Linked DNA regions of Homo sapiens: regions 2 and 3 are each linked to region 1. A link is a loop called in an ENCODE intact Hi-C map of the cell type or tissue named here. Cell type or tissue: dorsolateral prefrontal cortex. All regions are shown on one strand.

Region 1 (8,000 bases):
CATTTGAAACTGGTGGTCCTATAACCGTGTGGCTACAGAGGGGAGGTTTCCTGGTGAAGTACATTCGGGATGTGGAGTATGGTGGCTCCATCCCTGGAGTGTCTTGATGCTCATCTGCCGGGAAAAGCCTGTGCTGCTCTTCTTGCTCTATGTTAGGGAAAGGTCCAGGGCTGGCCCTGTCCTCCTGACTGCGGCCCAGCACTCCCCAAGATCGGCTCCAGCATCTGCTGAACTGAACCAAACAAATAAACTGGCCGCGTTTAGAAGCAGACAGGAGTAAACGCTCAAATCGGCCAGAGCTGGGGGCCTGTCTTGCTTTCTGGCTGTAATTAATGCTGACGGTTCCTGTGAGGGAACGGAGCCCTCAAAATGCACTAGGACAAGGCCCCTGGAAGAAGGGCTTACCAGGATTATCAGGCCAGGACCTAGTAATTACACCCCAGATGTTGACAATTCATCAAATTACAAGGCTGGTGGGGCCTGAGGTCCCAGCCTGGGAAGTGCACATTCCTGTGTGAAGGTTCCCTGAGCCTCCTCCCAGCTCTCATTAGAGCCGGCTGGTGGATAAGGGGTGGGTGGGCAGCCCCCTTCAGGGCGGGTCAGCACCATACGGTTCTGATTTCTCAGCCTAGGCTCTTTGTACACACATGGGCTGCAGCAAGACTGTCCGGGGCTTAGCAATTTCCCAAACTCAAATTCTTTGTGCTAGGGAAAGGAAGAAAAGACCCTCAAAGTTAGGTTCAGCCCAGCTGTTGCTGGTGCCTTGAGGGTGGCACAATGTTCCTCCTGGAGCACTTCTTCCTGGGACCTAGGGCATTTTGTAGAGTGGGCTCTGTAGTGACCTATGCACCTCAACTCAGCAAACTGTAGGAGCTTCAGCTGGGTGGGGTCCCAAGCGCTTGCACCAAGGTCAGAGACTTGCCCCTCATGTGCTCCTTGGCCTTGCTTGGGCTGCTGCCCTCTGTGCTGCTCATCTGTAGTGTGAGGGGCTGGAATTGGGCAATGTCTTTCTGGGAGCCAGGTTTTATTTGATCCGTGCAGTTAAAAGAACCCAGACTGGGCATAACGGCTCATGCCCGTAATCCCAGCACTTTGGAAGGTCAATGTAGGAGGATTACCCTGGCTCAGGAGTTTAAGACCAGCCTGGGCAACATAGTGAGACCTCATCTCTAAAAAAAAAAAAAAAAAAGGTTGGGTGTGGTGGCACATGCCTGTAGCTCCCGCTACTCAGGAGGCTGAGGCAGGAGGATTGCTTAAACCGTGGAGGTTGAGGCTGCAGTGAGCTATGATGGCACCACTACACTCCGGCCTGGGTGACAGAGCGAGACTTTGTCTCAAACAAACAAAAAAACAAAGAACCCCAAACCAAATGAATTAGTCACATTTAAAAATTGCAACCTTTTACATAAACGTCCAGAGTTTGGGCTTTTCTTGAAAAGCCGGGAGATCTCGCAGACCCTGGTCCACAGGCTCCACCCTTCCCTGTGGTCTCACGCCTAGCCTGCTGCCCATGGCGAGGTGACTCGCCAGCTCTGCAGGGCATCTGATTTGTAACCCTTGGCCTAGAAAGTCTCCCAGGGCCCTTTCAGCTCTATGATGCTGTGAGGCTGTGAAACCGGCTGGCTTCTATTTTGGGGAGAGGACCTGCTCGGTGATGCCTGAGTGTGCTGGAAGTAATTACATGTATGTCCATGTCACACATCATGGCTAGCAGAGGTGGTGTTTACAGCACTGTGCCTTTGAACCGATCCCAAAAATACCTGCTGAAATGACACATTTGCCCATGACTGGTGGGGAGAGACATGATTACCCTGTCAGGTATCAGAAAATACTGTTCCTCATTAAGGTGGCAGAGAGGAAAGAGCTTGACCCCCGTGGGGTGAGGGAGGATGGAGGATGGGACCGGCGGGCCGGGATGTGTCTGACTGAGCTGCCCAGGTCACCAGCTCAGGCACAGAGGGCTGTTCTGGTGGAAGGAAGTCTGGGGGAACACACCATCAGCTCATTTTGGTGCCAGCCGTGGATGGGGTGGAAATCCAGAGTAGGGAGCAGCAGCTGACGGGAAGTGTGACCTTCACAGAAGGGTGACCGCCACAGCGTGGCCAAACTCCACGAGGCAGTCTAGAGGGAGACAGCGTGACCAGGACAGCTCGCAGCACACACTGAAGCTGCAGTCACTCTGCCTCGCCCTGTGGCCCCTGGACCATGCCCAGGCCAAGCTCTGCCCTCCTGCCCCACCCTTGGGGCATGGTTGGTTTCCCAGCCTCCCTGAGAGCTGCCCCCTAGGCTGTGGGGTGGGCCCTCCTTGGTTTCCACAGACAATTGTCACCCACTGGTAAAGAACTGGTTGAAACCCTTAAAAATGCAAAGGATTTTTATAGAATTTGGATTTCCAGCTTCTCTGGAAATGTTGGAAGATGTGGTAGTGATGACTGCATGTGCGGAACTGCACCCCGATGGGGCGGGTGCCCCGATTCACCCCAGGCCCTGCCGTTTTCTCTGCTCTCCTGCGCCCAACCAGCCTCATCTATTTTCTCACTTGCCGGCGGCTGCAAGCGTCAGTGAGCCCGTGAGCCTGCAATTCTAGCTCAGGTCCATCTCTCCAGTCCTCCCACCCTCCTGGGCCAGCCTCCGCCAGGCCCCCTACCTCCTGCCCCACATACCCATCCTTCCTGCACAGTGAAGGAGCAGGGTACATCCTGATGATGAGGTCCTGCCCCGTAGACCTGGGAGTGAGCTGCTGAATTTCCCTGGAGCGCGTTTCCTCCTCTGCAAACTGAGTGTGTTGCGGATGGAATGGCTCCCTGGATCTGGGCTCACAGCAGGCAGCAGGGGAAGGGTGGGTTAATGAGAGCAGCTGTGACGCGCTGGGCCAGCCCTGGGGTAAATGAAGCCAGGGAACAGAGTGGAGCTGAAGCAATGTGGGCCCTTCCCTCCCTATCTAGATGTCACTGGCCCTGACCACAGACCGGCCAGGCAGAAGCCTCATCATCCCCATTTCACAGATGAAGATCTGGAGCTCGGAGAGGCCAGGACACCAGCCCAAAGCTTTGCTCGAGCCCTGTGCCCTGCCTGCTGACTGCCCCTCCTCTGGCTGCTGTAGCACCTGGCACACCCTCACCCACTGCCCTCAGGGCAAAGCTGTACCCCTGGCCTGGCATTCAAGGACAACCTCTTCCTCCTGAGCGCCTCCTTCCAGACTCACGTGTCACCTCTTCTGAGGAGCCTTCTTCAGCTCCCGCCCCCGCCAGTTTCTCACTTATGGACTCACTGCTCTGTCTTCCTGCCACCTCTCCTCCCACAGTGACCAGCCACATGGCTCCAGTGCCCACCACAGATGCCCTTCCTGACCGGAGGATGTGCAGCCTTGGCTCGCACACCCCTGGTGATGTGGAACTCACTGCTCCCCGGGCAGACTGAGGGGTTTGCAAAGATTTTGTTTAAGCCTGGTCCTTCTCAGGCTAGACCCTCCACCTTGCAGCGCCTGGTTCAATTGTGCCCAGAACCTCCACGTGGCTGGGAAGACGAGGCCTCAGGTTCCAGCCCAGGGAGGGCTCTCAGCTTGGGTGGGTGGGGCTGTGGGCCCCTTTGTCCAGCCACCCGGGGTGGAACTCCAGAGTGGACAAGAGATGGCCAATTCCTCAAGGCTGGGTGCTCCAGGGACACAGGCTTCTCACCTCCCCCTACGCCCTTACCATCCCGGCCCATCTTGGGTGCACCCTCTCTGGATGTTCCCCCTGAAACTCCCCACTTATCAGCATCCTCTTCACCTTCTGACTTCGACTCACACCTCCCTTCCTCAAGGCGGTGCCCCTGACCCCCACCAGGCCAGGTCTGGGTAACGGGAGCCCCGCCTCCTAGCCCTGGCCACGAGGCATAGTGAAGCTGGAATTTGTGGGAGTTTTTTGTTCTGTCTGCCACTCAACCACAGGCTCCAAGTGGGGAGGGACCCCTGGATGTGTTTCCTGCTACCGTATCCCAAATGCCGAAGCGCCTCGTACATAACGAGAACACAGTAAATACCCGCTGAATGGATCAACAACGGTGAAGGGAACGATTCTCTGAATGAACGTCCATCCTGCTGGCTCTCGTGCCCGGCCAGGGAACACTAGAGGGCGCGCTTGACCTGCCGAAGGCTGCCTCCAGCCCTGGCGGACTCTTGCGCTGGACTCCCGCCCTCGGGCCACAGCCTGGGCGATCAGCCAGGACGCTGGCCATTGAGGATGCAGGCCCAAAAGGGGCGCCTTCAGCCTCACAGGCTTCCCTGGCTGGCATTGGTAATGGACAGAGCAGTGGGAACGGTCCCTGAACCCAGTCCGTGTGCCCAACTCTGAAGCTCTCCTGCGTCATCTCCTTGGTTCCCCCAATAGCTGAAGGGGCCGAGGCTTGGCGGGGCCAGGGACGTGCCTGAGGCCACATGGACTATAGACCCCTGGGCCCATTCTGTCTCCACTGCATGGGCTGGACATCGTGCCAGCCCTGGGTCCTGGTCGGGGGCAGCTTCATACCAAAATCACTGCTTTCTCTTTAGTCTATTTGCTTCGAAGACCTGGGCTTGGCTCGGTGACTTTGTGCAGGTCTGTGAACATGTTCTTCCATGTGATGGGGCGAGGATGCTGTGGGGCTGGTCTGTTGCCTGGGGAAGTGGGAGGCGGTTCCAGCCAGTGACCACGCTGCAAACATATCACAGGCAAAACAGCAAAGCGCAGGACCAACCCCCTCTGCTGGGCCCCCTACACTGCTGTCCCTGCTAAGTCTCCTCCCAGAGCTAGGTGTGGACAGGAGGTACCTGGGCTGCTGCCAGGAGGATGCAAAAAACTGCAGCAGATACAGGAGGCATCTGGGAGCCGAGGGCGGAGCAGCAGCTCGGGCCCCACTGACCTGGGGTGGCCGCCTCCTGTGAATGGGCTGCCCCACATGGGACACTCACGGGGACACTGGGGACACAGTGCTGGACCAAGACAAGAGGCTGGACTCAAGAGACTTAGGGCCCTGGGGAGAACGGCCAGCATGGTGGCCCTGGTTGCATCTCCCTGAGGTTCCAGTCTGCGTGCCATTATCAGGGACTCCGGAGTCGGCTTTCATCCGGTCTCAGCTTCACTAGAATCTGGGGATTGTGGGGTGGCACTGTAGGGGTCAGACGGAAATGAGATGGAGGATGTTGAAATCTAAAAACAGATGAATTTGGGATATTTCAGATAAATCGTTTAACTGATTACATTTTTATAATCAAAGCTGTTTTTGAACTACAAGAGTGCAAGAGAGCGTGTGAACGTGCGGTGCTCCATGGGCCTTTCTTGTTCACTTGATTAATTCCAAACCGTCCATCCGAGTCCTTCATTTCAAAATTGGTCCCAGGCCGAGGCCCCGTCTCACAGACCACATTTCAGCCCAGAGCTCTCGCAGTCCCCTGGGGCCCCGGCTGTCGCTGCTCCCAGGACTGAGGCCGGAGATGAAGTGCAGTCACCGCTCCCTCGACTCCAGAGGGGCTTGGGCACGGCGCTCCGGGGCCCAGGAGGTGCCGTGCGTGTGGTTTTGGGTGTGCTCAGAGCTGACCTGTGACGCCTGCCAGCCCTCGTTTCTGTTAGTCATTCAGGCTTCACCAGCAAATTAGTGCAACCGCCTCCTACCCGCACCCCTTCCTCCAGTTTCTGCCCTGTAGCCAAGGAGGCCTTTTCTACTTTTTAATAATTAATTGATTGATTTAAAATTTTATTTTTTAAAACAGACGGGGATTCGGCCAGGATTGGCAGCTCATGCCTGTAATCCTAGCACTTTGGGAGGCCGAGGTGGTCAGATTGCCTGAGCTCAGGAGTTTGAGACCAGCCTGTGCAACATGGCAAAACCCTGTGTCTATTAAAAACACAAAAAAATCAGCCAGGCGTGGTGGTGCGTACCTGTAATCCTAGCTACTTGGGAGGCTGAGGCACGAGAATCACTTGAACCCAGGAGGCGAAGGTTACAGTGAGCCGAGATCATGCCACTGCACTCCAGCCTGGGCGACAGAGCAAGACACTGTCTCCAAAAAAAAAAAAAAAAGATGGGGTTTTGCCATATTGCCCAGGCTGAGCATGCCCTGCTCCGTTCAGCTGCTCCTCTGCAGGGACACCCTGCACAGTGATACAGAACTGGACATTTCATTACCAGGGGAAGATTTAGAAATTCTTCCTAATTTCTAATAACGGCTATGACACGGAGGTATGAATGAGGAATAGGAGAGGAGGTGAAATGAAGAAATGGACTTTTAAGTTTAAGTTAGACTTAGTTTTTGTTTTTCTTTTTTCGTAAAGCAGGAAAGCATCCTAACACTTTGATACCAGGGGTGGAATACAATAGTTGGGAAGGGAGCAGCAGGGCTGGATACAGACAGGTATGAGCAGGAGAAACCAAACATCCTCTCCAAGTATGTGTTTCTGGGGGTGGTCTGAGAAGCACTCTCCTGCCAATAAGCAGCCCATCCTGGCCCCGGCCCTGCTACTGTAGACAGCTTGAGAGGCTGGCTGGTTGGTGTGAGGGAGTAGGGTCACATAGCCTGGGTGCTAATCCAGGCTTTGGCATGCAAGCAGGCCGTGTGTCTCAGCTAAGTCCTGTCACCCTCTGAGCTCAGATTTCTCATCTGTCAGGTAGGGTTGAAACCACTAGCCTCCCATGGTGAGACGGCATGCATGAGTGCGCACCCAGCAAGCACTCAATACTTGCACCTGCTTCCCTGGCACATTGGAAGGGCTTTGGGAGATGAAGGGTGACAGTCTTTTCTTCTCTGTTCCCAAAGGAAGCACCATGAGTGGGGGATCTCCAACCCCTTGGCAGTCTATCTCTGGGGACAAGTGATTTTTCTTTTTTCTTTTTTTTTTGAGACATGGTCTCGCTCTGCTCTGTCACCCAGGTTGGAGTGCAGTGGCGTAATCTTGGCTCACTGCAACCTCTGCCTCCTGGGTTCAAGTGATTCTCCTGCCTCAGCCTCCCAAGTAGCTGGGACTACAGGCATGTACCACCACACCTGGCTAGTTTTTGTATTTTTATTTTTATTTTTTTTGGTAGAGACAGGGTTTCACCGTATTGGCCAGGCTGATCTTGAACTCCTGACCTCAAGTGATCCATCCGCCTTGGCCTCCAAAAGTGCTGGGATTACAGGCGTGAGCCACCGCGCCCGGCCGGGACAAGTGATTTCTATAAACACAGAGTCAAGTTCCATCCCCCAGCCCTCGCCTCTGTCTTGGTTCTACTTGGTGCAGCTCTGGGAGCTTCTTTGGCTTCACTTCCTATCGTTTCCTGTCACCTGCTCACTCACTCCTGCCACACTGACCTTGAGTGTACCTGAACACACAAAGCTTGCTCCAACTTCATGACCTGTGCACTTGCTTTTTCCTCTGCCGGGATCTCCCCCAAGATCTCTGCAGCTTTTTCATCATTTAAATCTCACTTCAATGTTACTTTCCTCAAGAACCTTCTGATTATTTAATCCAAATTATACCTGTCCATTCACCCAGCCAACACTCTCATCACATCCTTGTTTTATTCTCTTGTAAGTACATTAAATGATATCGAAGAAATGTTTAAATAGCTTTCTGAATGTGTAAAACAAACCAGAAAGTCACTAAAGCTTAATGTTAAGAGTTAAGACAATCAAACTACCAAAGAAGAGGAAAAGCAAACATTGTGACATTGTAAATAGGAGATGATGAGAAAGTCTAATGTTTTCTGTGTAAGTCAAAGTTCAGGCAAGATTAAGCCCTGCATGAGTGACAGGTGGTTTCATCTTAGTCAGATGCCACAGTTTAGAGAGGAAAAAGCGCTCATGATAAACAAGATACCTCCGGGAAGATGACATTGAGCTTCTAATTATTCATTCCTCTCTATCCCAGGGCAAACTCCCATTCCCATATGGTTCTCTAAAGACTGTGACTGGGCCTGATCCATCTTTGTGCCACCCCAGTGCCCAGGCCAGGGTATGACACCCACCAGATTTGTTGAACACAGCCAAGCCTCCTATTTCTGAG
Region 2 (8,000 bases), 51 kb after region 1:
CTTGAGTAGCTCACAATAATCTGGGAGATAAGATGCAAACAGCCAATTACAGCACAGTGTGGGAAACGCTATTAGAGACACGTGCAGGTGCCCTGGGTGTCGGGAAACGGGCGCTGATGCCTGGGAACAATTCTGGGTACAGAAGGGGCTACGGAAAACACCTATGGAAAACCTGCCCACCTCTCCCTGTCTCCCAGAACCAGTGAGGCAGCCACCTGGGGTAGATCAGACTTCATGGCCACTCCAGGGCCTTGGAGACCTTATCTGCCAGGAATGGTCTTCTGGAATGGGCTGGTTCAGACTCGCCACTCCCTTAGTGATTCCTACAGCAGTCCTGGGGGGCCGGTGTTGCCAGGTCCACTCTGCGGTGGAGGAGACCGGGGCTCAGGCGACTGGAGGGGTGAGGCGCAGCAGAGCCCACGTGCTGGAGTCTGAACACTGGCAGACAGTGCACGTGGCCCTCTGCACCCTCTGTCCAGGGGTGCAGACAGTGCATGTGGCCCTCAGGACAGCACCAACCACTGGGCTACCTGCTCCCCTCTGAAGGCCTCCTGGGTGTTCAGGACCTAGGTCCGACTATTTGGGGTCAGGACTCTCCCTGCGCCCCACACAGCTCAGAGCTACCCGAACAGTCCTGGCAGACAAGCTGCTCTCCCTGTGTGGGAAACTGAGTGCTCAAAGGACCCCGGCAAGCCCTGCTGTGTCTCAGCACCTCGCTTTCCCAGCTAGGGCTGAAGGACTGACAACGAGGACCTTGCCTGCAGAGCAGAGACTGTGCGTGCCCAATTCCAGGCTCTGGCCAGGCCTGGGCTCTGGATCCTGTGGAGAGCGGCACGGTCCAACCAAGAACCCTGGGAGCTGGCAGACCCAGCCTCCCTGCCTGGGTGCGGAGGGCAGGGCGGCCCCTCTGCCCTTTGGCCAAGGGTTCCTCCTCTGCCACGGCGAATGTCTGGGGCCATCCTTCCTGCCATCCACTCCCACACGTCCCCACTGAATTTCCTGTTCCTCATCCCCCCTGTCCCTGTCCACACGCCCCACTGCGTTTTCACCTCTGGGCCTCCCTTCCCCCAGGCTCTGCTCTTTCCATCCAGCCTCTCCCTGATCCTCATCCAAGGGGCCTTTCTAACACTAGCCAGGCCAGTCTCCACTAGAGGAACAAAACCAAAGTCCACGGCCACCTTCTTAGCGCAGAGCAGCCTGGTAAAGAGAGACCCAGGTACAAATCCTGACTCTTTCATAGGCTATTCCCACGAACTTGGGTAACTCAACGGCTCTGGGCCTTAGTTTTCCCACCTGTGAAATGGGTCTATTCATGGCTTTCTTAGGGAGCAGCTGTTAGCATTATGGCTGAGTATAAAGTAAGGCTTTCCCTCAAAACTATGCTTCAGAAAGGAAGGAGTCATTTTGTGTTCAAGCCTCTACTGAAGTCTTTCGTTTAAGGGGGTGCATGCTCAACTAATTACTCGAAAAAAAAGATGACAATGTACTGTTTGGTGCCGACACACAACCTAAACCAACCCCCGTCAACGTTAGTTCTAGACGGTTATAGAGGTAACGCAAGGGGTCTATTAGAAAAATAAGAGGAGCCTGGTAGTTAAGGGTGGAGACTGAATGTACAAATTCATTTTCACTACTTCCAGAAGGGCAGAGAGGTCAGGAAAGGAAACACCAGCAACAATAAGAATGCTGAGAAGCAGACAATGAGGGCTACCTGCCGATACAGAAATGGGCACGAACACAGCCAACCCCGGGAGGCTCTAGCTTTGGGGGTGCTGGATCAGACCTCAGGCTCCCCAGCCAACGAGCACTGTCAGCTCTGGCAGCTCAAAGCCCCTTTGTCAGGCAGAAAGCCCCCCTCCAGGTGGCCAATTTCAGGTTTCAAGTGTCAGCTGGATTTTCTGCTCACTGTCCCCCATAGCCTGCTAGAAAGTTCACTGCCAAATTGATTTCCAAATTTCGTGAAACAAATTTATTCCCAGGTGAAAACTACTGTATCTGATTTCTTCTGCAGATGACCCAGCCAACATGGAAATCCGCTTTGTCTGACTTTCGAATTCACCCGAGTCGGCTTCCATTGCTCAGACAACTGGACGGGGCCCCAGTTCCCACTGCATCCCAGCCAGATGAAGAGAGTGGGGCCTCAAGTCTGTCAGCCAGCCCTAGACTCTCCACAAGCCAGGCCCCAGGCTCCCCCTGCCAGCCAGGAGGCAGATAGTCCACAGACCCCAAAAAGCACCCATGCCTACCCACCCCCACCAGGAATGGCCACTGTTTTCTCAGCCAGAAGTAGGGCCAAGGGAAGTCCAAAAACGCCCCGCACCCACCAGGCTCTTAGGGACCCCGAGTCACACCTGTCCCCTCAAGATTCTCTCTGGGCCATCGCAGTCCACCCACACTTGGATGCAGGATGAAAGGCTCACACATGGCTGGGCCCAGTGGCTCACGCCTGTAATCCCAGGACCGGGAGGCCGAGGCAGGCGGATCATGAGGTCAGGAGTGCGAGACCAGCCTGGCTAACATAGAGAAACCCCATCTCTACTAAAAATACAAAAATTAGCCAGGCGTGCTGGTAGGAGTCTGTAGTCCCAGCTACTCAGGAGGCTGAGGCAGGAGAACTACTTGAACCCGGGAGGCGGAGGTTGCAGTGAGCCGAGATTGCGCCACTGCACTCCAGCGTGGATGACACAGTGAGATTCTGTCTCAAAAAAAAAAAAAAAAGAAGAAAGAAAGGCTCACATGGAAGCTACCAGTGGCCTGCTCCCTGGTGTCCTCATCCCCTGTGACTATGGCGCCATCAGTTGAAAGATCCAGGCGGCGGAGGCCTGGGTAGCGTCCTCTGGCTGGAAGGTCCCAGGAGGGAGAGTATTCAGGGGGGAGAGATGCTCCCTGCAGGCTTTTCCCCTGAAAAGCCTGGGCCCCTGGGACCCTGGGACTGCTGCCCTCCCTGCAGAAGAAGGGCCTAGGGTCTCCTGCCCATTTATGAAGGCTCAACTCACACACGCACTGTATTCTGTCGGCTTTGACCTCTTTCAGTTTATTTGGTGCTCAGTCCTCACAGCAACCCTGTGTGGTGTTACTCCCTCCTGACTGGGTCAAGCCGTCTGAAGCCTCCCTCTGCACACGGGTGCAGATCGAGCTATGGCTGAGCGCTGTGGCCCATGCCTGTAATCCCAGTAGTTCACAGGCCGAGGCGGGAGGATGACTTGAGGCCAGGAGCTCAAGACCAACTTGGGCAACATGGTGAGACCTCGTCTCTACAAAAAAATACTATATATGTACATATATGGTGTGCACCTGTAGTCTCAGCTACTTTGGAGGCTGAGGCAGAAGGATAGCTGGAGCTGAGGAGTTTGAGGTTGCAGTGAGCCGAGATTGCACCACTGCCCTCCAGCCTGGGTGACAGAGTGAGACCCTCTCTCAAGAAAAAAAAAAAAAAAGATCCAGCCACCTCACCTTGGCCTGTGTGGCCCTGTCTGATCTGTCCCTTGACACGTCTCTGTTCTCATTTCAGGTCCCTCTACCCAGTGAACCACTAGGACCTCCTCTCTGCTCTTTCACCCCAGCTGCACAATCCTCTTTCAGGGCAGGTGGGCTCTGTGCCTGGGAAGCCCTGCCCACTCCCCAGCCTGGCTACTTCTTGTCACTCAGGTCTCAGCTCAGTGTCACTTCATCAAAGAGGCACCCACTGGCAGTCCTACTGAACAAGCTCCGCCTTCACTCTGTCACATCCTGTCCTGGCTCATTGCATGTTTCCATTCTGCTAGAATGCAGACTTCTCAGCCGGATAAACCTCGTCTCTCTTATTTCCCAGTGCCTGGCATACAGTAGGAGCTTCATAAGTATTGGCTGAATAAGTGAAATGAGAACACGAATGCCCAGTACAAAAGGAGTGACTGGCCCCAAGTTGCAAGCTGGCAGAGGCACTGCCTCCGCTGTCATGCTATGTTCCCTTCTGGGGTACTGGCTTGGGCGGCTTGTGGGTGGCTCTGTGTCAAAGGAACCTCCTGGAAGGCAGAAATGACCCTTCTGGGTATATCTGGCAGAGGCAGTTGCAGCGCCTACAAATCAGAGGAAAGTGAGGTCATGGAAGGTGGAGGCTTTGAGGCCAAACACACCTGGGTGGGTCCCAGCTCTCCAGTCACCTGCTGCATGGCCCTGGGCAAGCCACCTACACTCCCTGAGGCTCAGTTTCCCCATCTGTAAACTGGGCATAACATGGCACTTGTCTTCTGGATTGTTGTGAGGCTCATATGATGCCCTGCATAGCAGGCACCCGGCCAGGTGCCTCAGAGCCCTGTAAATGGTCCCCAAGGAATCCGCGGCCCTCGGGGCAGGGTGCGGAGCAGGGAGGGCGAGGCTCTGAGGACAGAGGCAGCCACCGACAGGAGGGTGGGGCAGGAGTAAACACCATAGGGCGCCTGAGTTTAGACACATGCGCCTGGCTTCTGGGTTACAGGCAGGGCTGGGCCATGTGCAGAGTTTTTCATCTTTTAATCCCAGCTGTTATCAGCTGCTGGGAAATAGCTGAGCCCAGTCTCCTAGCTGGCACAGGCTTCCTCTGAATTCCACAAAGAGAACAAAGAGTTCCGAAATAGTGACACAGCTGTCCTGACCGGCAGCCCGGGCAGTCAGCCGGCAGGGCCAGGCCAGGAGGAAGGCACGCAAAAGCCAAGCAAAGCCACTTGGCTAGAGGGTGGGCACAGCTGCGGGAGGCTGCTGGAGGCCTGGCTGACTAGCCAGCCAGGGACCATCCCAGGCTCTGAGGCTGCTGGGAGACTGGGGGTGACCTTCTCTCTGAGCTGGGCCTGGCACTGTGTGCTCAGGAGCCTTCTGGCGGTGTGAAGGTCCTGCTCCGGGACTACCCCAGGGTGCAAAGTGAGTGGCGTGGCTAGATCCCTGCTGGTGACACCCCCAGACACCAAAGCTACCTCCCTTTCCAGAGCTTGGAGTGGTCGTCTGCAGCTTTTGGTCACCCTCTCCACACCTGGATGCTTTCCACAGCGCAAGCCCCACCTTCCAGCACTCACTGCACATTTCCCTGCTGCCTTGGCTGCTAGGATGCAGGTGTGATTTACGGTCCACCCATCAGAGGTGTCTCAGTGAGATTCGGACTCGGCAGAATTGGGTGGGGACAGAGCATGATCCTGAGCCAGCAGCTGGGAGGCAGCTTCCAGATCTGGCAGGAGAGCTTGGGAACCATTCCTGGAGGCACTGTTCTTTGAGGTCTCTGGACCCCTGAATAACCTCCCACTACCCTTTTTTCTTTTGGCTTAAACTGGCTGCAGTGGATTCTGCCGTCTGCAACTATAAATCCTGAGAAACTCCTTCATGACTCCCTGGCAGGGCTTCAAACTCCGCTGCCTACAGGGATACACAGGTTACACAGACACAAGAAACAGACTCGTTCAGCTAAAATCACAAGGCAGCCCACTTGGTCTATGTTTGATTTTAACAGAGATGTGGTTCCAAGTCACCTTTATTAGAAAAAAAGCATGCAAGCCCCATGGTAAATGGTGATCGACGCTCGACTTCCAGGCCAGAGGGACACCAGGAGTAGGGGACTGTGATGCCCTGGAGACGGGATATCCTATCTAGAGGGAGTGGCTCCTAGATAGTTCACACTGACCGTTTCCAGATCTTTCCATTTTTCAAGAGAAGCCAGACATCGGGATTTTGATGTGAAATATCTCTTATTTTTCATTTTTGACTCATGGTTTGTTTTTTTTTGTTTGTTTGTTTTTGAGACGGAGTCTCACTCTGTTGCCCAGGCTGGAGTGCAGTGGCCCGATCTTGGCTCACTGTAACCTCCACCCTCCGAGTTCAAGCGATTCTCTTGCCTCAGCCTCCAGAGTAGCTGGGACTACAGGCGCCTGCCACCGTGCCCAGCTAATTTTTGTATTTTTAATAGAGACGGGGTTTCACCATCTTGGCCAGGCTGGGCTTGAACTCCTGACCTCGTGATCCACCCACCTCGGCCTCCCAGAGTGCTGGCATTACAGGCGTGAGCCACCGCGCCCGGCCGACTCATGTTTTAAAAAACACCATGCAGGCCAAAAAAGCCCTGGAAGGTCAGCACCTTCCAAGTCTGGGTTTGGCCTGTGGCTGCCTTTGTGGCCATGGCCTGCAGGGTTAAGTTCCAGCTCTTGATGATGGCACTTAGGGCCCCTGGCATGAATCCAGCGTCCTCCCTCACCATCCCTGCATGCAGGGACCCACAGTTCTTATCTCTGTCCCTTATCCAGGCTGCCTCCCCACCCAGCCACGCCCTTTCATGTCCTCACTCCTCTGCCTGGCAACATGCCTGTGCGGCCTGGTCCCAGTGATCAAGCCCTTTGTGAAAGGCATCCCCTGCCTCCTGGACCCGAGGCTTCAGTCTTGAGGCGCCCACAGTCCCCTGCACACCCTTCCATCCTGGCGCTCCTCATCCTGGGTGGTGATCATCAGGGCCTCTGCCCCCAGGCCGGGCCTGGGAGGACGTCCATCTGCAGAACAAGCCTGGCCTGTGACTGGCCCCCTGAGGAAGTGGGCTGCTCCTGGGGTCTCAAGAGCATCCATCCTGGTAGAACAGGGTGTTGGGGTGAGTTTAGAGAACGCAGCACGGGGAAGGCTGATCCACCCTGCTTCTTCCTGTCTCAGTGATATGAGGTCCCCAGACCTGGACAGGGCCCGTGAGGTAGCCAAGGGGCAGCTGGACTCACTGTCCAGTGCGTGAGCCCCTGGTCAGTCCCCCTTCCAGATCTTGGAAATGCCTGTGCACCTTCGGAGAGAGGTTTTCCCTTTCTCCACAGGGGAGTAGCTGGGGAGGTTGCAGCCAAGTTCCCTGTCCTCCACCCCATGCCCTGGGGATGTCCGGGTCCTCAAGGCTGTGGGCTAAGGGTACCCTGGGTCTTCTCTGCCCTCCACTGCAGACTTGCCTCCCTCCTGCTCTCTGGAGTGCGGCTGTGATGCGTTTCAGTTCCCCAGACTCTAAGCAGCCTCACCTCACGTTTATTAAACTCCCACTGTGTGCCCGGCGCAGTGCTGGGTGTGTCCACATCAGCAAGACGACCCACAACAATTCTCTGAGATCAGTCTCATGACGTGCCCAAAGCACATGCCTGGATCGAGCCCATGCCCCTGAAGCCAATCCTGCCCTTTTGCCGAAAGAAATGATTTCCGTTTGTGGGCAGGAAGGGGGCCACCGGGCGGCACCGGCCGGCACAGGCCACCCTCTTCGTGCCTCTGGTTCCTCAAATGAAATAAGCTCATGGGAACAAGTCCACATTAGCATTTCAAAGAGGACCATAACTCGGTGATTACTGCTTGCACATGTGAGGGCTTCCCGCTGGGAGTGTTACCTAGCGGCACCCATGGTTTGATTTCCCCAAGTTGTGTGTTCCCTTACACATGGGAAATCTCAAGGGAGAGACACTTCCCAAGAAAATTACCTACATGGGTCTTGTCACCTACCTGCCATCTGCACTTAAAGACAGCGACACGAACCCCACTAGATGACACGAACCAAGGGACTGGTGTAGTCTGGGTATTTTCACATATGTTGTCTCACACGTTTCCGCCAAGTCTTAGGAGGTGGGAATATTATTAGTAATTTTACAGGTAAGATGACAGGGCCCAAAGAGGTGGCTTTCTTAGTGTCACACACTTAGTGGGTAATGAGGTGACATCCTCAGATCCAGGCAGCTGACCACATAGCCTGTGCCTCCCCCACACCCCAGACTTGGATGGGGCTGATGAGCACGTTCCGACATTCTGTTCAAGGCACGAAGGGTTTCCTCCATAGGTGGAGACCACAGGCGTCCCTAAGAGCAGCCCTGAGGCTGGGGAGCCTGGTAAGTGGGAAGTCTCAGAGCGGCTCAGGGCCACAGACCAAACACAGTAACGGGAAGTTGAGGAGGGCCTGCCCTGGTGCGCCAACCAAGGAGGCGTGTTCAGCAGCAATGTTTCCTAATTAAAAATGAAAGGTGGGATTTCACAGGAATGCTACATTTTAAACCCTCTAG
Region 3 (8,000 bases), 68 kb after region 1:
CTGGAGCGCAGTGGCGTGATCTTGGCTCACTGCAACCTCTGCCTCCTGGGTTCAAGCACTTCTCCTGCCTCAGCCTCCTGAGTAGCTGGGACTACAGGTGCACGCCACCACGGCCCACTAATTTTTATATTTTTAGTAGAGATGGAGTTTCACCATGTTGGCCAGGATGGTCTCGATCTCCTGAGCTCGTGATCTGCCCACCTTGGCCTCCCAAAGTGCTGGGATTACAGGCGTGAGCCACCGTACCCGGCCTAAAATGTTTTTTAAAAGACCATTCTGAACCCAAATTTCTCTCTTCTCCAAAAGTCCAAGACAGCTGTCTATCCCTAATTTTTACATTATGCCCATCACTTGAACTTTTAGAAAAGAAATGAACGTGTAGAAACTGGTTTTATTTTGCAGTAATATAAGTATGGTCATCCCTTGGTATCTGTGGGGGATTGGATCCAGCACCCCCAAAAGATACCAAAATCCATGGATGCTCAAGTCCCTTACAGAAGATAATGTCCTATTTGCACATAGCTTACACACATCTTCAAATTGTCTCTAGATTCTGATACCTAATCAATGTAAATGCTATGTAAACAGTTGTTACACTGTATTTTACACAGTTGTTTAGGGAATAATGGCAAGAAGAAAGGTCTGTGGCCGGGCGTGGTGGCTCACGCCTGTAATCCCAGCACCTTGGGAGACCAAGGTGGGTGGATCACCTGAGGTCAGGAGTTGGAGACCAGCTTGACCAATATGGTGAAACCCCGTCTCCACTAAAATTACAAAAATTAGCCAGGTCTGGTGGCGTGCCCTTGTAGTCCCAGCTACGCAGGAGGCTGAGGCAGGACAACCAGAATCGCTTGAACCTGGGAGGCGGAGGTTGCAGTGAGCCGACATCATGTCACTGCACTCCAGCCTGGGCGACAGAGCGAGATTCTGTCTCAAAAAAAAAAGAAAGGTCTGTGTTTAATACAAATACAACTACCCATTTTTTCCTAATATGTTTGATCTACAGTTGGTTGAAACCAGAGACACAGAACCTACTGAAACAGAGGGCCTACTGTATGCCCGTTGCCTCCAGAAAGTTTCCAAATTTCTCTTTGTTAAGATCACTGTAGCTCAGGCCCATGGATCTCATTGAAGATGGCGGGGCGATCTGTGTCTGGCATTACCAGAAGAGTCTTCATGTGGACAGTCTCAGGGACAACACGTAGAGAATTTGGGTCTCGATCCAGAAAAGAGAAAGTGCCAGTGGTTGCTGAGACAGAAGAGGTGAAAAAGGAACCTATTGCAGTGTGTCCACCCTCATGAAGCTGAGGATACTCACCACCTGGAGATCTCCAGAGTCATTTGGAATCTTATGTTAAAGAAGCTTTTGGTTCATCTCTTCCTGGTAATTGGCACGACATCTCCCAGGAAGATGGTCATCTAAAGTTCAATCTCTTGGCACATTTAGCTGATGGCCTGGGTCACGTAGTCTCTAACTCCAGACTCCACCAGATGTGCGGGGTTAGAGATGTTCTTGATTTCTATAATGTCCCTATTCAAGACAGACCTAAATTTGATGAACTCGGTGCCAGTAATCTGCCCCCTAGTTTGAAAATCACTTGGAGCAATTCGGAAGAGAAACACATTGAAATCATTTTTTTCCCTGAGCAAGGGGCCTGCTTATTAGACCTTTTGAAACTTCACCATGTGAAATACTACCAGAACTGTTCTCTAAACACACTTGTTCTATAGAGAAATGTATCATCTCTTTTTTTTTTCTCATATTATGAATGGGCAAATAACAGGACTTTCTATTTTCGTATTTGCTGACACCATTTTTTTTTTTTGAGACAGAGTTTCGCTCTGCCACCCAGGCTGGAGTGCAGTGGCGCGATCTCGACTCACTGCAAGCTCCGCCTCCTGGGTTCACGCCATTCTCCTGCCTCAGCCTCCCGAGTAGCTGGGACTACAGGTGCCCGCCACCACGCCCGGCTAATTTTTTGTATTTTTTTTTTTTTCAGTAGAGACAGGGTTTCACCGTGTTAGCCAGGATGGTCTCAATCTCCTGACCTCATGATCTGTCTGCCTCAGCCTCCCAAAGTGCTGGGATTATAGGTATGAGCCGTTGCGCCCGGACTTTTTGAAACCATTTTAAAATGAAATTAGATCATTAATAATTTATGAAAAATTTTGGGAGGACATGGTCATTCACTTGGGTTTAAGACAGGAGGACACTGCAAGTTCACACCCTTCATAGGCATAAAGTAGTAGTTACAAGAAAATATTTTCATCCTGTTAGGACTCATATCTAAGATAGAGTTATAGAGTTATTATACATTGCACATATACAAATAAACTTGTATTAGATATCTATAAAATAAACATAAAAGCATGTTGTATATTACTGACCATTCTAGATTAATTTCTTTTGGAATTAAAGTAGATTTGTTAAAAAAAAATCGCTGTAAATTGTCAGGAATGAAAGAAAAGCTATGGGTTTAAATTGATCTTTTTATTTATTTATTTATTATTTATTTATTTTTGTTGTTGTTTGTTTGTTTTTTAAGATGGAGTTTCGTTCTGTCGCCCAGGCTGGAGTGCATTGGTGCGATCTCGGCTCACTGCAACCTCCACCTCCCAGGTTCAAATTATTCTCCAGCCTCAGCCTCCCCAGTAGCTGGGATTTCAGGGGCCTGCCACCATGTCTGGCTAATTTTTTTGTATTTTTAGTACAGGTGGGGTTTCACCATGTTGGCCAGGCTGGTCTCAAATTCCTGACCTCAGGTGATCCACCCGCCTTGGTCTCCCAAAGTGCTGGGATTACAGGTGTGAGCCACCAGGCCTGGCCACAAATTGATCTTTTGAAGTTAAACAGACATATGTACATACGTCTTAATATACATACATGCATGTTTCTATGTATGCCCCTTCACATACTTCCCCACAATCTGACTCTTGAAGGCTATCAACAAGAATGCTAATAATGGTTGCCTGTAGATGCTGAAATCACACAAGGGCCCTTTTCATTCTTTTCCTTCCCCCCGAAAAGATCATGTGTCCCAAGCTGCATTTACGTAGCAACAGCTAACTTGTTTTCCCATCATGATTAATCAGAGTCATATGCAGCGGCCCGTCGGAGCCTCTGAAGGCTGCAGATAGACACCAGCCTCACACTGGGCTGATAAAGCTCCAGCGGAAATCCCAGCGACCCAGCCTTGGGTTGGCCTGGGAGGCTGATACCTCACCAAGGCATGATTTTCCTCAGAGGTTGTGAAACAGCAAAAATCATTGGTGGGTCTCCTTACGGCCTCCAGGGACCTGAAAAGGGGACCTGAGTCCATGCCCATCTGGTGAGCAGGGTGAGGCCCAGCAGGGTCTGGTGGCCCTGCTTGAGGCCGCCTCCCCCTCCCTCCCTGTCCTCACCGCGCACTGAGGCACTGGGAGCCGCACTGGCCCGAGACCTTTCTGCAAGGATGGAAACGTCCGCTGAGCCACCCACACGGAAACTGAAAGGTGGCCGTGGAACACCTGAAATATGACCAGTGTGACCGAAGGACTGGATTTTATCTTTCATTTAACTTTTTAAATTTAAATAGCCACGAATGAACCTTGAACACGTGCTAGGTGAAAAAAGCCACACTGTGTATGGTTCCACTCACAGGAAATGTCCCGAACAGGCGAATCCAGAGAGACTGAAAGAAGTAGACACGGGGATGCCAGAGCCTGGGGGACGGGCATGGGGGGAGGGGTATGGGGAGGGATTGCCAGGGCTTCTCTCTGGGGTGATGGAAACTTTCTGGAATCAGACAGTGGTGACGGCTGCACAGTGTGTGAATACACTAAAAACCACCGAGTCATACACTTTAAATGGTGAATTTTATGTTGTGTTATATCTCTATTAAAAAAAAAAATAGGGCCGGGCGTGGTGGCTCACGCCTGTAATCCCAGCACTTTGGGAGCTGAGGCGGGCGGATCATGAGGTCAAGAGATCGAGACCATCCTGGCCAACATGGTGAAACCCTGTCTCTACTAAAAGTACAAAAATTAGCTGGGCGCACTGGCGGGCGCCTATAATCCCAGCTACTCGGGAGGCTGAGGCAGGAGAATCACTTGAACCCGGGAGGCGGAGCTTGCAGTGAGCCGAGATTGCGCCATTGCACTCCAGCCTGGTGACAGAGCAAGACTCTGTCTCAAAAAAAAAAAAAAAAAACCCAAAAAAACAAAACAAAAAAAAAACAAAGAATAAATTTAAATAGCCACACGGACTAGTGACTACCATATAGGCTAGCACAGTTCTAGAAACTTAGAGGAGTGGTCTAGAACTTTGATCATCCTCCCCTGTCCTGGATTCATGCCTCCCAGCCCCAGCAGTGCCCCTCGGGGTCTCGCATGCCTCCATGTGCCTCCTGATGGCCTGTGACCTCACCCCCGCCCCTGTTCCCATCCAGCTCCAGCTGCCCTGACGCCGCCCCCCGACTGGCCTTGCCTTGGCCTCTCCACCTGCCGCCCAGGGCTTGGGCGGGCTCTTCCCAGCAGCTCTGCCTCTTGCAGGGACCTCTGTGTTCCCACGCACTCGGGGCGACTCTGGGCTATGATCACCTGCTTTCTTCTCATTATTTTGCTGAAAAGAACCCCTCCTCTACCTCATTGCTAATGGCTTTTTCTTACTGAGGAGGGGACACCTCAGGCAGAAGGCCACCCTAAACTGCCCCTGGCAGGGTCAAGGCCCCATCCTGTCTCCCCCACCCCCACCGCAGCCCTGTCATGCTGCATTCTGGTCCTTTTCCATGTTCATGGCTACCTCCCTTGGCAGTCAGGGTTGGGTGTGTGGCCTCAGGGCTCCGAACGGCGCTGGGCCAGCAGGCATACCCTCACAGCGGCTTCCCTGCTAACAAAGTGCCTCACGCCCATTTACTACCTGGCTTCTGGGCTGAGCTCCCTGCCTGGCTGCAGAGCATTCTGCCTCAGGAGGGGAAAGGGGTCTGCAGAGCCCCTTCCCAGGACCAGGCCCCCATGGGTGCCCAGTGGCTCCCACCTTCCTAAGTCTGATTTAGGGAGGGACTTCCAAGAGGTCCTGGGTCCTGCCACTCCACCTGCTCTGAATCCAGCCCTTCCTCAGCCCTTCCATCTGAGGCCCAGCCACTCTCTGCACACGGCCCAGGCCAACCCCCCAGCAGGGAGGGAGATCAAATTCAGGGCTGCAGCTCGTCCCACTGCAGAGGGTCAGCCTCCCCCACCCGCGTCAGCAGCACAGGCCGACCCCCAAATCCCACCTGAACCCAAGCAGGAGTGGGGTGAACACATGTGCAAAGGTGCTCTGCTCAACTTAACACAGAAGGCGGCATTGTCTTCCTGCGTCTTGCCGGGCAGTCTGGAAGGGATTCTCGGTAGAGCCGACGAGGGCTTACCAAATTCTCAGCACAGCGAGAACTCGGATGATTGATGCGGAGAAAAACATTGTTACCAGCCCCTCATCTGGTTTGTATTAAGAGGCTTCCATGCTTGGATTTTTTTCCCCCCAAGGTAAAAACCAGCAATGAGTTGAGACCAGAGAAATAACAGGGGCACAGGCAGCTGGGTGAGGGGAACCAGAGCTGAAAGATGTGACAGAGGTCGGGGTAGGAAGCCCCTCCCCACTGAGGACTGGCAGGAGGCAGAGGCCCACTGCGGCGGGTGCCCAGGAGAATCACACCGGTGTTGATAACCCGGGTGATGCTGTGACTGGCTTCCTTTCTCACTTTATTAAAGTCACAATAGATTTGGCAGCAGACAAAAGTGGCTGGTCCCCTCCGGCCCTCCGCTAGGCGGGCCCATCCCCCATGCCCCACACCTGGCCCTCCCTAGGCAGGGCCACCCCCCACGCCCCACGCCTGGCCTCCCGTGCCTCCCGCTTCCTGCCTCACCTTTCCACGGCACTATCACCGTCCAATGTAATGGGAGGCTTTCCTTTTTTTTTGTCTTCTGTCTCCCTTGGGGGGAGCCCCAAGAAGATGGACTCCACACCAGAGTGTTGACTGAGTGAATGAATGATGGACCAAGTCCTACTGGGGTCCCCCAACCCTCACCTGGGCCCCAGGCTCCTCCTTGCAGGGGTGAGAGTGGGGGGAGGTCTGTGTGGCTTCAGCTCCACTAGTGGGTGTGATCTAGAGGAGGCCGCCCCCTGCAGTGGCCCCTGACTGGAGGGGGACCTCTGGTACCTCCCTGGGGTACTCTCTCCCTCCCAGGCCTGGAGAAGGTGGGCAGGACTTGGGAAAATTCCCACCTACAATGAGGCACCAGTGCATGTGCACCCAGGGTCTCGGGTCCTATCAAGTCTCCTGGCCTTCAAGGTCCTCAGGCCCTCTGTGCCCCCTCTCCAGGCACCCTAAAACCAGGTTACAATGCAAGCTGGCTGTGCCCAGGGACACCAAGCCTGTGCCATGCTCTTCCCCTGCCTACAATTACACTGAGCACTTTCCCACGCAGTCAGCTTCTACTCAGTCCTCGGGCCGAGCACCCATGCCACCTCCTCCAGGACGCCCACCTGGTCATGCCCCTCTCTGTTCCTTCTTGCTCCCAGCCCTGCCTGGCTCTGAAGCGTGCTTCTATTTCTCCATTTCAGTCCTTTGCGCTTGGATATCATCAGCTCACCCTCTGACAGCTCTTTTAGGGTCCCAGCAGCCAGCACAGTGCCTGGTACACAGCAAGTTGGCTGTGTGGCTGCGTGAAGTTGGGGAGTGGCCGGCATGGCACTCCAGCACCCAGCACGGCATCTAGGGCAGGGCCGTCAGGAAGCAAGGCTGGATGAACAGAGGGGTGGCTGGGCCCAGCGCGATGTCAGGACTCTGCAATGTGGGGAGCAATCAGGAGGAATCTGGCACAGGTAGCGTGTGGCTGCCCCAAGGATTCCTCACCAGATAATTATAACCCCGGGTTCCAAGAGCCACAGAGGAAGTGTGGATATGTTGCAATGACAGCATTGAAGGCGGAGTGATTCATTTTGCTGGGGGGCATCTGTTAATGGGACCAGGCTGCCCGAGACCCTGGGCAGCCCTGCTGCTGTGCCAGCCCGTTAGGCCCTGTGTGTGGCCTGCCCGCTCTACTCCCCTGGCCTTGACTGAAGCTGCGTCACTTTTCTTGTCCGAGGGCCTTTCCCTGCAGCACGCAAGCCTCTCTTCCTGACTCTGGGCCAGCTATGTTGATCTTCACTTTTAACAAACCGAGGTGCAGAATGGCCTGACAGCAGCTATCTATCCAACAGTCATGTCCCAGGCCGGAATCCTCCCAACCAGGGAGGGACCACTTCCTACCTGACATCAAGGACAGGGCCAGCGGGGGTGGTCTCCTGGGGTTGCCGACCCTGAGAAGGCCAAAGCCCCGGGGCTGCTCAGGCAGGAAAGTCACGCTTCGCAGCTCCACTGACTGTCCCCGCGGGGTGGCACAGCACTCATGCCCAGCAAGAGACACGGAGACGGGCCTCTGAGTGTCAGGACGCTCACGATGAATGAGGTGCAGCTGCAACTGGCTCTGGAGGTGAGCAGGGGGATTCTGGCTCTAGAGAAAGATCTAGGTGGGGAGAAAGGGAGCAAGAGGAGGAGTGAGGGAGAGCAGGCTCAGCCTCCCGTGCTGGCAGTTACCTGGCGGATGAGGACGGGGAGCAGGAACCACATTTTCTCCCGCTGTAGAAGCAAACCTTTGGATGAGCAATAACGGGTGTGCACAGTGTGACTGGTGCCTTGGCGAGCCTTGCTGGGGACCTGTCTCAGCAGCCTCTGCCCAGGGAACTGGGAGCTCAGTGAAAACAGCCAGCAGAGAAATGACCCCCAGGGCTGGTGAGCTGCCACAGGACCCCCAGGGGCCAGTGAGGCCGCACTCGGCCCACTGTTTCTTTAACAGGAAGGATGAGACAGAAAACAGCGTCTGGAGTGTGGGGGAGACACGAGGTAGCAGCGCAGGCCGGGGCAAGGTTTGGGGTCATCTGGGGATCTCAGATTGGATCCTGCTGGGGACAGTGCTGATTTCTTGGTGCACAGCCTCTGGGC

What was found. Peaks named below come from ENCODE experiments on the same cell type or tissue, not always from the same donor. Only the 100,000 strongest peaks of a DNase experiment are listed, where the experiment ranks them.
Region 2: it touches region 1 in a loop (5-fold over the local background); 9 of 110 quality-filtered maps call a loop at or near these places.
Region 3: it touches region 1 in a loop (2.8-fold over the local background); 3 of 110 quality-filtered maps call a loop at or near these places.

Annotation. Positions count from the first base shown.
Region 1 is chr5:178,276,030-178,284,029 of GRCh38, forward strand. All of the region lies in intron 5 of COL23A1 (collagen type XXIII alpha 1 chain), which reads right to left. Among named protein-coding and RNA genes, the nearest start is that of PHYKPL, 47 kb to the left of the region's middle. In dorsolateral prefrontal cortex, CTCF peaks have their summits at 4,118 (motif pointing right) and 4,319; DNase peaks (open chromatin) are centred at 4,142, 5,369 and 7,173; H3K4me3 peaks cover 669 bases.
Region 2 is chr5:178,327,235-178,335,234 of GRCh38, forward strand. The region is part of intron 2 of COL23A1 (collagen type XXIII alpha 1 chain); the gene reads right to left. Among named protein-coding and RNA genes, the nearest start is that of PHYKPL, 98 kb to the left of the region's middle. RefSeq lists an enhancer at 4,030-4,636. In dorsolateral prefrontal cortex, a CTCF peak has its summit at 4,619; DNase peaks (open chromatin) are centred at 3,709, 4,627 and 6,216; H3K4me3 peaks cover 757 bases; H3K27ac peaks cover 5,064 bases.
Region 3 is chr5:178,343,709-178,351,708 of GRCh38, forward strand. All of the region lies in intron 2 of COL23A1 (collagen type XXIII alpha 1 chain), which reads right to left. It also overlaps the pseudogene MRPL50P3. Among named protein-coding and RNA genes, the nearest start is that of PHYKPL, 110 kb to the left of the region's middle. RefSeq lists enhancers at 6,193-6,733, 6,734-7,273, 7,274-7,814, 7,815-8,000. In dorsolateral prefrontal cortex, no CTCF peak of the experiment used is centred here; DNase peaks (open chromatin) are centred at 3,113 and 3,390; H3K27ac peaks cover 3,604 bases.